3 separate regions of the Homo sapiens genome follow, and regions 2 and 3 are each linked to region 1. Evidence: chromatin contacts called from ENCODE Hi-C or POLR2A ChIA-PET data. All regions are on one chromosome and are shown on one strand. Each heading gives the region's core, a stretch centred on a gene start or an enhancer-like site at or near the end of the contact. The rest is flanking DNA. Distances are from core to core; before and after follow the strand shown. Region 1 has its middle 160 kb from the start of LINC02458. Region 2 has its middle 110 kb from the start of DUSP6. Region 3 overlaps LOC105378255 (a long non-coding RNA gene).

Region 1 (4,533 bases), core at 1,440-3,939:
AAAAATATATGGCTCAATTCCTTTAGGTAAGGGACTTTAAATCTAGTTGGTGAAACACATATTAAAAGAAAGAGCACTAGCCCATAAGGCATGTCTTAATAAAGTGACAAATGAATAAAATTGACAATCAGTGAACCATTACATGCTGTGTTGAATTCATTCTCCATGAAAATTCAACATGAAAGAGGCCAAGAAGCCTGGATTCCAGTCTTGCTTGTGACATTTCCTAGCAAGAATGTACATTATTTTATTTAACAGTGTTCCACTTGTTTATTTTACTGGAGTGTATACTCTTCAGTTCTTGAGAAGTCTGAGATAATTATCACATCACCACTAACAACTAGTAGTGTTCTTTTGAGCCCTAGGTTTCTGTGGAAGAGCTTCTGTGGAAAAAGTTCAACAGATGTTGACCTCAACTTGCATGTTAAGTGTTTTGGGGAAAATATTTTAAATATCGTAATACTTAAAACACTCCAGAAAGCTCTATGCCAGATGTTAACACATTGGAAACTATCAATGCATTAACTTGTGTTTCCAGTTTGACTTGCTTTTTATGGGCCTCACATTAAAGGCTTCTTCTGCAAGAGTATCCTGAGATTACATAGTAACCTGTTAAAGACTTCCCATTTGCAACTAGTTTTCTGAGTAAATTAGGATCTTTTTTGATAGTGTGTAAATACAAAAGAAATACTAAACTAAATTAGATGCTAAGGATTATGTGAAATCACAAGTGTCATAGTAAGCTCTCATTCCAAGTTTTTGTATTAATCAAAACAACCTTAGTTTCATTTATTGACTATATACTGAGGAAATTTATTCAATTTGAACTTATAAGGTTATTTTATGAATAAAATATCGTTTCTATGTAGTAAAATTCCATTTACATTTTTATTTAAGAGGAATTACTTCTGCAAAAAAAAACGCTAGAAATAACTTGAAATGTACATTCCGAAACAAATAGTATATGATTCTCCACACAAAACTTAGCTTGATAACAAAAGCATAAAACAGTTACCTTGTTTCCTGAGATTTTATAAAATCACACACTACACACACCATATATAAGGCAACTACCAGAATCTGCTTACTAGTTAAAAATACTTGCTCTTCCCACTTGGTTTTGCACAACACCTGCAATTTAATCAGGATGTTTTTGGGTGTGCCTGTACTTCCCTGTCAACATTTCAGTTTTGGGCAAACGCCAACCTGTAAGAGATTTTCATCTGGAGACTGTTTCCCTTCTTGCAACATCAGTTGTACTGTTGCCAAAAACATCACCCTACTAAGGGAACATCCCCTTTTATTCACTCCCATCCATTTCTGGACTCAAATAATAAACACTTAGTCCTGCATCTGAATGAAGCTTTTTTTTTTTGCCTTTTCTTCACCTAAAACAATTCTCACTAACCTCAGGGGGTCAATCTTTTTCAACATGTTCTTAATACCCCAAGTACTAAGCTACTCTGTTTTTTGTTTGTTTTTTGTCTTTTTGCTTTTGTTTCATTTTTTTTGTCAAAAAGGCTCATAATATTTGGGGCTGCAAACTATTCATCATCCTGAGAGAATTCAGCTCTCTAATTCTGCACAGGAGTAGAACAGGCATTTCTGTTTCTACCCATTGTGGTATTTTAAAATATTAACCTCAAAAGATGCTCCATATCATACGTTATCAAGGAAATTCAAACTGAAACAATGAGATACCACTACACACCTTTGAGAATGAACAAAACCCAGAACTAACAACATCAAACGCTGACTAGGATGTGAAGCACAAGGACCCATTTATTGCTGGTAGGAATGCAAAATAGTACAGCTACTATGGAAGACAATTTGGCAGCTTTTTAAAAACTGAACACTCTTAACATATGATCCAGCAATCCTGCTCCTTGGTATTTACCAAAGAAATGGAAAACTTAGGTCCACACAAAAACCTGCACACAGATGTTTATAACAGCCTAATTCATAATTGCTAAAATTTGGAAGCAACTGAGATGTCCATCAGCAGATGAATGTATAAATAAACTGAGGCACATCCAGAAAATGGACTATTACTCAGTGCTAAAGAGAAATGAGCTATCAAGCCTTGAAAAGACATGGAGAAAGCTTAAATGCTTGTATACTAAGTGAAAGAAGCCAAACTGAAAAGTTACATACTATATGACTCCAACTATAGGATATTCTGCAAAAGGCAAAAATATAGAAACAGTAAGATGATCAATGGTTGCCAGGGGTTAGAAGGGAGGGAAGGAGGAATAGCCAGAGCACAGGGGGTTTTCATGACAATGAAAATACTCTGTATGATACTATATGGTGAATTCATGTCATTATACATTTGTCCAGACTCGTAGAATATACATCACCATGAGTGAACCCTAATGCAAATTATGGATTTGAGGTGATTATATTGTGTCAGTGCAGGCTTATCAACTGTAACAAATGTAACATCCTGATAGGAGATTTTAATAGTGGTGGAGGCTATGCATGTGTAGGGGTGGGGAGTATACAGGAAATCTCTATACCTTCCTCTCAATTTTGCTGTGAATCTAAAATTACTCTAAAAAATAGTCTTTTAAAAAATGCTAATCTCCTCAGTACCTATATACCAACACAGAGCTTTGTCCTTTTTTACAAGGTAGACACCCTTTGTTAAGCGTGATCAAACCTGTGAGCCAATTTCCTAGAAAAAATGTAATGCTAGGGGAGACTGTTCTGATTACCAAACAATGACTCAGTGTGTTAAAAGGGCAAACCTAAACTGAAAAAATCCTGTTGAAGACAGGCATGGTTTCCTGAGAAAGAAGATTATGAACAAGTAAGCTATATTTATCTAGATCTGGGTCTGCATTCTGTTAGAAATACTTTTGTTTTTCATCACTATTGCATTTTTAATATTCCAGCAAACTGTGATTGCTTAAATTGCTCAAAGATGTTAAATATTTATACTTTTGTGGAAGTCTTAAGATCAAGAAGAAAATGCACCTAATAGAAACAATCTGCTGGAGTGGTCAATAGGCCTGTTTAGACTGTGGCGGATGACATTATTCAAGCTGGCGAGTTATTTAGACTTGGATATTTTAAAGAGTAGAAATACTAAATAGCTAAATTCTATCACACTCAATAATTATTTGTATAATATTGAAGATATGATATTAGAATATTTTCTTTCAAAAAACTATGCTGAGTCTGTTCTGCTATGTGCCAGTTCATTGCATATGTACAGTAAAAAATTAGAAGTTTACCTTCAAATATCTAAAAAAAAAGTAATAATAAATTAGATAATTCCTAAGACTAAAGAACAAAACGAAAACTTTTATTTTCACTGTGGCCTTCAATATACTTCCCCATACATATAAACTTTTCTTCCTAGCTCATTACACACAAGCCACTCTGAGCTTCTTTCAGTTCCTAAACATACCTAATTTCATGCTTGCTTAAAGACTTTCTACCTGCCATTCCTTTTTCTGGAATATTCTTCCCCAATTTTTCACAAGATTTAACCACAAGAGCAGGGAATTTTAAAAGCAGGGACTTGGGAGTACGAATACCAGGACACTGTGAATTAATATATGTAAATGACTGAAATATAATTAAGTGCTTAATAGTTATAGGTCATTATTGTGTTGCTTGTCATCATTAGCCTTCTATTCTCAGCTCTGATGTTACCTCCCCGTAGAAAGAAGCCCCCTCTGAACATTGAAAGTAGAGATTCTCCTGCCATCCTTCCTTCTCCAACCTGGTCACTCTCTGTCACATCACCTTTTCCATTTCCTCCCTGCAAATGAGGATTGCCTAATGAATAGCATTTTATAGAAAGGCTAAACTCTGGAAACACTTGCCATATTTTTAATAGTCAAATTCTTTCTCTAGTTTCTGTAGGTAAAGAATTTGTTAAACTTGTCCCAATGAAAGTGACAAAAAGTCAGCACTTATTTTTAGATAAGTAGAACAACCATCTAAATGGCATTACAGACTGGGCATGGTGGCTCATGTCTGTAATCCCAGCACTTTAAGAGGCCAAGGCGGGCAGATTGCTTGAGCCCAGGAGTTCGAGATCAGCCTGGGCAATATAGTGAAATCCCATCTCTATAAAAAATAAAAATAAAAAATTAGCTGGGCATGGTGGTGTGCACCTATAGTCCCACCTACCTTGGTCGTACCACTGCACTCCAGCCTGGGTGACAGAGTGAGACCCTGTCTCAAAAAAAATTAAATTAAATTAAATTATATTACAGCATAGTGGTTTGTTGTTTGTGGCAAAAGAAGCCAGAACAAAGAAATCAGTGACTATATATAACATGCTTTCTTTCTTTGGGCAAGTCAGGCAGTAATATATTTTGGAGACAGTGTCTAGGAAGGTAACAGGAAGACTCTTCACATTTTAAAATCTAAGACAACCACACTGAGTTATTTATATTAAATTTGGGTGGGAAGTATGGCAGAGAAGAGAAGAATCTTGGGCATGATTTTCCAGCATCCTCTCAGAGACCCTAATTATTCTCTATCTCTTCTTGAAAATTAAAAATTTTTACTTTA
Region 2 (4,533 bases), core at 1,300-3,799, 63 kb after region 1:
TTTTTAATCATAAAGGGATGTTGAATTTTATCAAATGCTTTTTCAGCATCAATTGAAATGATCATATGGTTTTTGTCCTTTATTCTGTTGATATGCTGTATGACATTGATTGATTTGTGTATATTGAACCATGTTTGCATTACTAGGATAAATCCCATTTGGTCATGATGAAATATATATATTTCTTGGAGTCTCCATTGTACAGGCTGGAGTGCAGTGGCACGATTCTCAGTTCACTGCAACCTCCATCTCCCGGGTTCAAACAATTCTCCTGCCTCAGCCTCCTGAGTAGCTGGGATTACAGGCATGCTCCACGACACCCAGCTAATTTTTTGTAGAGATGGGGTTTACCATTTTGAACAGGCTGGTCTCAAACTCCTGACCTCAGGTGATCCACCCGCCTTGGCATCCCAAAGTGCCGGGATTATAGGCGTGAGCCACTGTGCCTGGCCTGAATGATCTTTTTAATGAGTTTTTGAATTCAACTTGCTAGTATTTTGTTGAGGATTTTTGCATAAATATTCGTTAGGGATATTGGCCTATAGTTTTCTTATTTTTTTGATTGTCTTTGTCTGGTTTTGGTATCAGGGTAATATTGAGAATGAGTTTGAAAGTGTTCCCTCCTCCTCTATTTTTTGTAATAGTTTGAGTAGAATTGGTATTAGATCTTTAAATGTTCAGTAGAATTCAGCAGTGATGCCATCAGATCCCAAGCTTTTCTTTGCTGGAAGCCTTTTTATTACACCTTTGATCTTGTTACTCATTATTGGTCTGTTCAGGTTTTAGATTTCTGCACGATTCAATCTTGGTAGGTTGTATGTGTCTAAGAACTTGTTCTTTTCTTCTAGATTTTCCAATTTATTGACAAACACTTGCTCATAGTAGCCACTAATGATCCTTTGAATTCCTGTGGTATTGTTTGTAATGTATCCTTTGTCATCTCTGATTTTATTTATTTGGATCTTTCTCTTTTTTTCTTAGGTAGTCTGGCTAAATGTTTGCCTATTTTGTTTAACTTTTCAAAAAACAACTTTTTGTTTCATTGATCTTTTATACTGTTTTCTTCATTTCAAATTCCTTTATTTCTGCTCTGATCTTTATTATTTATTTTCTTCTACTAATTTTGAATTCAGTTTGCTCTTGCTTTTCTAGTTCTTTAAGATGCATCATTGGGTTGTTTATTTGAATTTTTTCTTATTTTTCAATGTAGGCACTTACAGCTATAAACTTCCCCCTTAGTATTGCTTTTGCTATATCCCATAGATTTTGGTATGTTGGGTTCTTATTATCATTTATTTCAAGACATTTTTCAATTTCCTTCTTAATTTCTTCATTGAGCATCTCCTCCGAGCCACAGGTCACCCAGTCTACATCATTTCTCATCTGTCAATCACACCACCTCTTAGCTCTTGTGTCAGTCTCCAGGACAACCATACTTCAGCCCCATTTCCTTCTGATATGCTCTGCTTAGCCCAGTGATTCTTCTAGGCAGCTAGTTCTCCTAAATTACTACATTGCTCACAAACACTTAATGGCTCCCATTGCCACATAAAATCCAAACTCCTCTGAGTAGTCCATGAAGCCCTCTGTGATCTCATCCTCATCTCTTGCCACATGCTTATGGCATCCTAAGCTAATCACCAAATACATCATGCTGTTTCGTGTCTTCATACCTCTTATCATGCTGCTCTCTCTGCCCAGAAAAGGAACATCCTTCCTCACCTACCTTCCAAAACTGAAAACCTCTTAGTCCTCTTTCAAGAATCTGCTCAAGCCTGACCTCACCAGCTAGACTTGCCACCTTCTTCCTTTCTGCCCCCACTTTTCCTCTTTCTCTTATTTGCCATTGTATCTATCACACTGAATGGCTTTTGTTTATTTCTGCCTTAACTCCTAGACCATGAGCTCTTTGATAGTAGGAATCAAGTCGTGTTTACCTATGAGTTCTTAGTACCATGCCAAATGCCTGGCACATAGTGGGTGCTCTATAAACATTTATTATGTTGATCTTTCCTAATTCTTTTAGGGACTCTTTTGACAAGAACCTCACTTAAAACTAAATCAGCTTGAAAAGACCAATATCAAAAGATTTATTCCTGCTTTAATTGGTTAGAGTATAATTTCACATTCCAGGAACCCCTGAAATATCTTTTTTTTTCATATTTTTTTCTTAGAAAGTCATTTCATTTTGCCAGTTGGAACAAGCCTAGAAGTTTGGTGTTTTGTTTTGAAACTGAAAATTGCTTTAAGAGGCACTTTGTGCACTTGGACGTGGTTGAGAAGAGACCCACAGAGATGATTAAAGGCTGAAAAACAGACTAAGAAAACTGGAAGAGAAAGCTAAAGGCAATTTAGTAATCAACGTCAAGCATATGAAAGGTTGTTATTACCAAGGAGGGTGACAAGCCCATGCTGTTCATACCCTCTAAGGGGAGAGCAACAGGAAATGAGGCAAGTTGCAGCATAGATGACTTCGGTTAGATAAAGAGGAACTTACTTGGCAGAAAACATTGCTACAAACTGAAGGGTCCAACAGGAATGATGCTTGGTCCCTCCTTCTCCAGAGGTATGTAAACAGGAAAAGTTTCCAACTGCCTGGAATGTTCCCTGTGCAATATTGCCTAAACTAGGGAATAGAATTAACAGTTTTGAGGGACAGTCTCCAGAAAAGACATAGATTTTTGGCACCCAGGACACAGGTGACCTGACAAAGTCCTTCCAACTCCAAAAATCTTGGAGAAAGTATTTCAGAGGAACTGAATTCAACAGTCACATCTTTTCACTACACATTTACTAAGCCTCTTTTCGAAGCCACGCCAGGTTAGATACCATCCCAATTACTAAGGCATAGTTTATGCTAATAGAGGAAAGAGCTGATTACCACATATTCTTTAGAGGCCTATCAGGCATCAGCTCTCCGAATTCTGTCTCACTCATACATGTGCACACATATACAACTACAAAGCAACCGCCAAAGCTACTTGCATTTCCTCTGAGTGACACCGACCCCTAGCTGCTCTAACCTCCAAACCTTTGCATGTGGTATTTCCTCTACCTCTAATTCCCTTCCCCCACTTCCTTACTTTGTAAATCCCTTCTTGTCCCTAAAGATACTGCTCAGGCATTACCTCCTCCAAGCTGCCCTCTTGCCACAGCTACTATTCCCTTCACCCCAACTCTAGATTATGATACTCTTTCATGATCCCTGGCTGAAAGCATTAGGAACTGAATCAAAATAATCCAAAAGAGAACTTGTTGGAAGTATAATGTATCAGCAGCTCAATAGCAGATAGAGGAACAAGCTTGCAAATGCCCAAGATTTAGGGGAGTTAAAGCCAAGAACCAGAACCAATAATCCAAAAGAGAACTTGTTGGAAGTATAATGTATCAGCGGCTCAATAGCAGATAGAGGAACAAGCTTGCAAATGCCCAAGATTTAGGGGAGTTAAAACCAAGAACCAGAGGGTATAATTGTCTTATATTTGAAAGCATCAGGACTGGATGTTTCTACCTCACTTCAGTTCAGAATGCCCTGAATATACTCTCTCCATCCTAGTATCAACATCCTAAAAGAGGGTCTCATCGGCCAACCTTGGGTCTCATGACTAGTCTGAACTAGCCTGTGACTGTGCTAGGGTGGGAGAGGAAGATCACTCTTTTCAGTTTGTCTAGTGAGCATTGGTCACTAGAAATTATCATCCCACTTAAATTCACACAAAGGAGGAGAGGTGATTCCCCCCAAAAAGAAATTGTAATAAAATAGGAGAGGCAAGGTAAGCTAAGCAGCTCTCTCTTACGTTCATTACATTGTGGTATGATCCTTGGTTTTCCTGTCTGTGTTCTTAGTAAGTTCATGTGCACTCTGAAGGCAGCAATTGTATCTTTTATTTGTGTCTCATAGACTATTGGGTACAGAATCTGTGATCAATAACCTTTTACAGGTTCTTGGTCAATATTTGTTGAATGATACATGAAGGCTAAGACCATATGTATCCCTGTGTCTGCCAACTTCAAGCTCAGTGCTTTTTCTACCATACCACAAGGTTAGCAGGGATTATGTGCTCAGCCTTAATCCAGTTACCTGTTTCTTAACCTAAGGTATTTGTTGTTATTGGGGTTTTTTTTTTAATAAATTAAGATTGGTATAGTAAGTCTTGGTTACAGCCGGCAAAAAAAACAAGTCTCAAAATATTCACAGAACTGAATCCCAGGATGTGCAAATGCAGTTTTTAAGCATCCATTTACCTTTGAGTGAAACTATGATATCCATCAAACTTCTCAGACAATACTATCCACAAACGTCAATTTTTACCTAGGTAATGGTGACTATAGGAAAAGAAAATAAGAAAAATAATACCAGAAGTTTGCAAATAAGCTCTAAACGTAGCAAATAACTAAACATAATAAAACATAGTGCATATGTGTTTCCGTGGCCACTATCACACAGGTAAGCATGGCTGACTGGCTTGGTAAGTCCATTTCAATACTACCAGTGTTCATTGACAGTGTCTATAGCCATTCAAGCTTGTGAAT
Region 3 (4,533 bases), core at 1,428-3,927, 44 kb after region 1:
ATAAAACACTCTAGTGTTAACCAAATGTATAATTACATTCTTTTTTGTCTTTGGTTTTTGATGTTGTTGTTGTTGTTGTTTGCACAACACAGTCTTGCTCTGTCACTTAGGCTGGAGTGCAGTAGCACCTTCATAGCTCACTGCTGCCTCAAATTCCTGGGCTCAATCAATCCTTTTCCACCTTTTCGTCCAAGCTCAAAAATCTTTCTCAACTGCCGTTAAGATCACACTCACTCCCCAACCTGGATAATAACCAATTAAATGCTTCAAATAATCTTTCTCTGTCTTTTGACCAGGGCTTCAACTTCCACTTAAAAACCTGAACTTGACACCTTTTTGCTTTCTTAGTGGAGTTAATTAGGGAATAATTTTAGGCAAAACAAATCCATTGAAACATACAGTGATTATATAGATAGCAAATAGTAAACATTTGCAGAAGACAATGAAATGAAATGTTATACTGCCCACTTGTAGGCATAGTTTTAAGCATCTTACAGAGAAATGAAATTGATTGAATTTTTACAAAAGTCTCATGTGATTAACACCTTCAAGAGTAGAGCCATCTTCAGAGAACCCAGAGTCACGAAGCTCAGAGATTCTCCCCCGGCATTAGGAAGATACCTTTAAATTTAACCCAAAGCTTGCATGGAGTCATCAGAGATCTGCACTTTCTTTCAAAAGAAATCAGCCAAATTATTTTTCTTTCATTTTTTTTATCTCATCATGAAATGAACATTCAATGCTATATATTCCCTCCCACTAATAAGGCTAAAATTTAACCAGAAAGATGTAATCATACTTTTCATTTAATAATGTACTTTATGGATATTTCAGACTCAACCTCGACTAAAATTTCTTCTTTTGTATCTTTGTGATGGTTAATTTTATGTGTCAGCTTAACAAGGCTAAAGGATACTCAGAGAGCAGGTAAAACATTATTTCAGGGTGTGTCTGGGAAAGTGTTTCCAGAAGAGATGAGCATTTGAATCAGTAGGCTGAGAAAGGATGCCTTCACCAATGCAGATGAACACCAGCTAGTCCTTTGAGGGCCCTTTTAAGAAGAAAAAAGGCTGAGGAAGGATGAATTCACCTCTTGGCTTAAGCTGGAACTTCCATCTTCTTCTGCCCTCAGACACCAGTACTTCAGGTTCTCAGGCCTTCAGACTTGGACAGAGACTTACATTATTGCCCTCCCTGCCCCCACCACATTCTCAGGCCTTTGGAATCAGTCTGAGACTTACACATTTGGCTCTCCTGGTTCTCAGGCCTTTGGAGTTGGACTAAATTACACCGCTGGCTTTCCTGGCTCTCCACCTGGCAGATGGTATATCATGGAACTTCTAGGCCTCCATAATCACATAAGCCACATTCTATCAAAAATTCTTTTGTTCTGTTTCTCCAGAGAACTGTGATTAATACAAACATATAGTCCTTTTTCTGTGTAGTAATAGGTATGTATTCTTTCATCTGCCCAGCACCCTTCCCTTTTCTGGCACAGACCCACCCATTCCTATTTCCATCTTCCCTCACGCCACTACATGGTTCCCATGAGAACTGCCAATCACAAGAGCCCATCCACTGTGCAGAGAGGCTGCGTGTGACCTGAGCTGGACCTTCCTGAGTATCTGCAAATTGGGACTTACAAAAACGGGACAATCCTTCTCTGATATCAAGGCTTAGGATCTGAGTCTGAGAAGGAGGTAACCTTGTGGAGGAGGTCTGTAGGAAAACATGTCGAAAAGAAGTGAAAGTTAAAAGAGAGAGAGACTGGAAGGCATGTAAGTCTCTGTTTCCAGTGATCCTGCAGACCCAGTTCTCTCCTTTGCTCTTCCCTTTTGCCTGCACTAAAAGGAGACATTTGAGGTTGCATTTCTGTTACTTGTATGAAAAGGGTCCTATTTAATATAGATTCTCTCATTATTCCTTTCATTAAGGTTAGACTACGAAGAGGAAATCCCAGCCTAATTCATTTTTCATTTGATTAGCATATCTGGACCAAAAAAAAAGTTTAGTTCTAAGAAAATCTGAACCATTGGCCAATTGGTAGTAAGAGCTTCCATCACATCAGAGCTTCCATCCAGGCAGATCTTCACATGCAAAAGCTCTCCTTTGCTCTTCTGGCTCCTGAATATAGATGAGCTCACCAACGTGACCTCACTTCAGAGAGCACTCAGATGAAAGGAAGTGTGATGTCGGTGAGTCAAGGGCAGAGGCGAGACACCCGCCTCTCAACTCAAGTTTCCAGGCAGAGAAAACCAAAGAGGGGGGCCAGGTGCAGTGGCTTACGCCAGTAATCACAGCACTTTGGGAGGCTGAGGTGGGAGGATCACTTGAGCCCAAGTAGTTTGAAACCAGCCTAGGCAACATAGTGAGACCCCATCTCTACCAAAAAAAAAAAAAACTGGGACAAGATTCTAAAACCAGCTCACACTTCAGGCTGGTAACTCATGCTTTTGCTGCCTGTGGAAGTTCAGCCTTGAGGCCCTGAAGCTGACTCCACAAACAGCTCAGCTGCTCCCCTACAGTGCTCATTGCTTTATGCTGCAATAACAGCCACTCCTTTCTCTGGTTTGGGTCCAACAAACAATCCTTCCCTTCTCCTCTAATACCAACCTCTCTGTAGTGAGCTCATGTCCTCCCTCTCTCTTCCTCTCCCTCTGACTCATGGTGCTCAAAGCTTTAAGAAATAAAAACCTGTTGGACCAGCCAGACTGGAATCATCAACTTCAAATGGGCCAGCCCTTCCGTGAAAGGGAATCTCACTTTCATTGTTAGCACCAAGGCTCTGAATTACTTAACCTGGTCATGAAAAGCCCCAAACCCAATTCTTTCTTTCACCAGTTAAAAACAATAGTTGTTATATGTCTTTAAAAGGAAAAGAAAATACACCTTTAGTAAAACAAAATTACCCTGGTATTTCCACATCTCAAAAGCGACGTCATTCATGTAGTTTTAAAACTAAGCAATGAAGTGATTCCTTCTTCCCTGTAGTGTTTTTAAACATAGTTTTGTTTTGTTTTTTGGCTTTGGCTATGAAACAAAATATTTTAAGGGAGCCAAATTCAGAAATATAAGAGCCGTCAGCAGAAGGGATTTAAACACAATCATCTTGAAACTTGAAGCACCAAGCATAAAACCTGTATATTTTATTTTTTCAATAAATATTTACAGAATTTATCATAAAGTGGTTTTCCAGTGGAGAAATAAGGATGAGAAATAAAAATGTGTTACCAAATATTTGTGGTATAAAGGAGTCACTGTTGTCCAAACCAAAAAACAATTCGCTAGATCTCTAATCTCTCAGAATTTTTAAATAAAAACCCGGATTTTTAATCACTTTGCTGAAAAATAAAATCTTTATCTTAGGTATCAGGGCAAATAAAAGCATTTTGGGGGGTGGGGGGGGCTGTCTCTGTCCTCTGTAAGCAGGACCTTTAAAATTGAGTTGATATGTTATTACCTCGCTCTCCCAGACCAAAGATGATTTCATCAAACAATTCTTGACAGACTCAGGTGAAGTTTATTTTGCTTCTGACCCAGTGGTGATGTTCCTGTGAGATCTTGGTACATATAGTTCTTATGATAAATATCTTTAGATTTGTGCAGGAGAGCAGAAGAAAAGAATTTGTTGAGGCAAAATTCCTTGATTTGAATTTGAACCTGCACTCATCATTAGGCAGTCTATAAAACAAGGTGCAATCAAATAAATTGAGCATAGCAATATTTTTTCAGCATTATTGTCCTAACTGGCCAGCGAGCTTTGTGGATGGTTTTAAGTGGTTTGGCTGGTCTTTTCTGTAGAGTAGTTATCCATGAAGAGATGATTAGCTTTCAATTACATGTAATGAATGCTCACTTGGGTTTCTTTGCACAACCCCCTTTTCTTCCCCTATATTCAACCTCTGGGATAATGAACTCTCTATAAACTATCCCAGTACTCAACTAAAAAAAATCATGACAAGGAAATACAATCATATGGCTAGCTCTGTTGGTATTTGGTGAGTTCTTGGGAAAATCATTTTCGCTAAATATTATTGAAAATGCCCTGGCATAAAGCTTGTAATTGGATTGTTTGTAACTCAAAGGACAAATGCTTGAAGAGATGGATACCCCATTCCCCATAATGTGGTTATTTTACATTGCATGCCTATATCAAAACATCTTATGTACCCCATAAACATATATACCTACTATGTACCCATAAAAATTTTTAAAAATTGAAAAAAAAATTAAAGAACAAAAAACATCAGACAATTTAAAAAGAAAAATTTTTAAAAAAAGAAAAGAAAAGAAAATTCCCTGGCAAATTCCAGCCAAAGAAAGATCTAGAAAAAGCTATGGTTTACTACATATTTAAGCTCCTAAATAAAGATGTAGAAATGTAACCCCAGCCTACTGAGGGTTAGGTCTTCCTGTATTTTGAAATGAGAGAGGCCAGGCATGGTGGCTGTAATCTCAACACTTTGGGAGGCCGAGGCAGGAGGATCTTTTGAGCCCAGGAGTCCAAGACCATCCTGCACAACATGATGAGAC

What was found. A loop is a pair of places that touch in the nucleus more often than their neighbours do. ChIA-PET counts read pairs that join two places held with the same protein, here RNA polymerase II (POLR2A). Pooled maps may share reads with other maps.
Region 2: a map of naive thymus-derived CD4-positive, alpha-beta T cell shows a loop between it and region 1 (3-fold over the local background). The contact joins two enhancer-like sites. A Hi-C loop is called at or near these places in 3 of 168 maps with a recorded cell type or tissue (CD8-positive, alpha-beta T cell, heart left ventricle and naive thymus-derived CD4-positive, alpha-beta T cell) and 12 of 50 pooled maps. POLR2A ChIA-PET finds 5 or more read pairs at or near these places in 6 of 52 experiments (PC-9, activated CD4-positive, alpha-beta T cell, activated CD4-positive, alpha-beta memory T cell and 2 more).
Region 3: a loop to region 1 is called in a map of MCF 10A, with 5 times the contacts of the local background. The contact joins two enhancer-like sites. A Hi-C loop is called at or near these places in 7 of 168 maps with a recorded cell type or tissue (MCF 10A, PC-3, PC-9 and 4 more) and 14 of 50 pooled maps. POLR2A ChIA-PET finds 5 or more read pairs at or near these places in 12 of 52 experiments (AG04450, H1, MCF 10A and 7 more).

The regions. Positions count from the first base shown.
Region 1 is chr12:89,178,987-89,183,519 of GRCh38, forward strand. No RefSeq gene overlaps it. Among named protein-coding and RNA genes, the nearest start is that of LINC02458, 160 kb to the left of the region's middle. Within about 2 kb of position 2,690, at least 4 of the 41 ENCODE cell types and tissues checked have a DNase peak (open chromatin) inside an H3K27ac peak, as active enhancers do.
Region 2 is chr12:89,242,307-89,246,839 of GRCh38, forward strand. No RefSeq gene overlaps it. Among named protein-coding and RNA genes, the nearest start is that of DUSP6, 110 kb to the right of the region's middle. Within about 2 kb of position 2,550, at least 3 of the 41 ENCODE cell types and tissues checked have a DNase peak (open chromatin) inside an H3K27ac peak, as active enhancers do.
Region 3 is chr12:89,223,359-89,227,891 of GRCh38, forward strand. All of the region lies in intron 1 of LOC105378255 (a long non-coding RNA gene), which reads left to right. Among named protein-coding and RNA genes, the nearest start is that of DUSP6, 130 kb to the right of the region's middle. Within about 2 kb of position 2,678, at least 5 of the 41 ENCODE cell types and tissues checked have a DNase peak (open chromatin) inside an H3K27ac peak, as active enhancers do.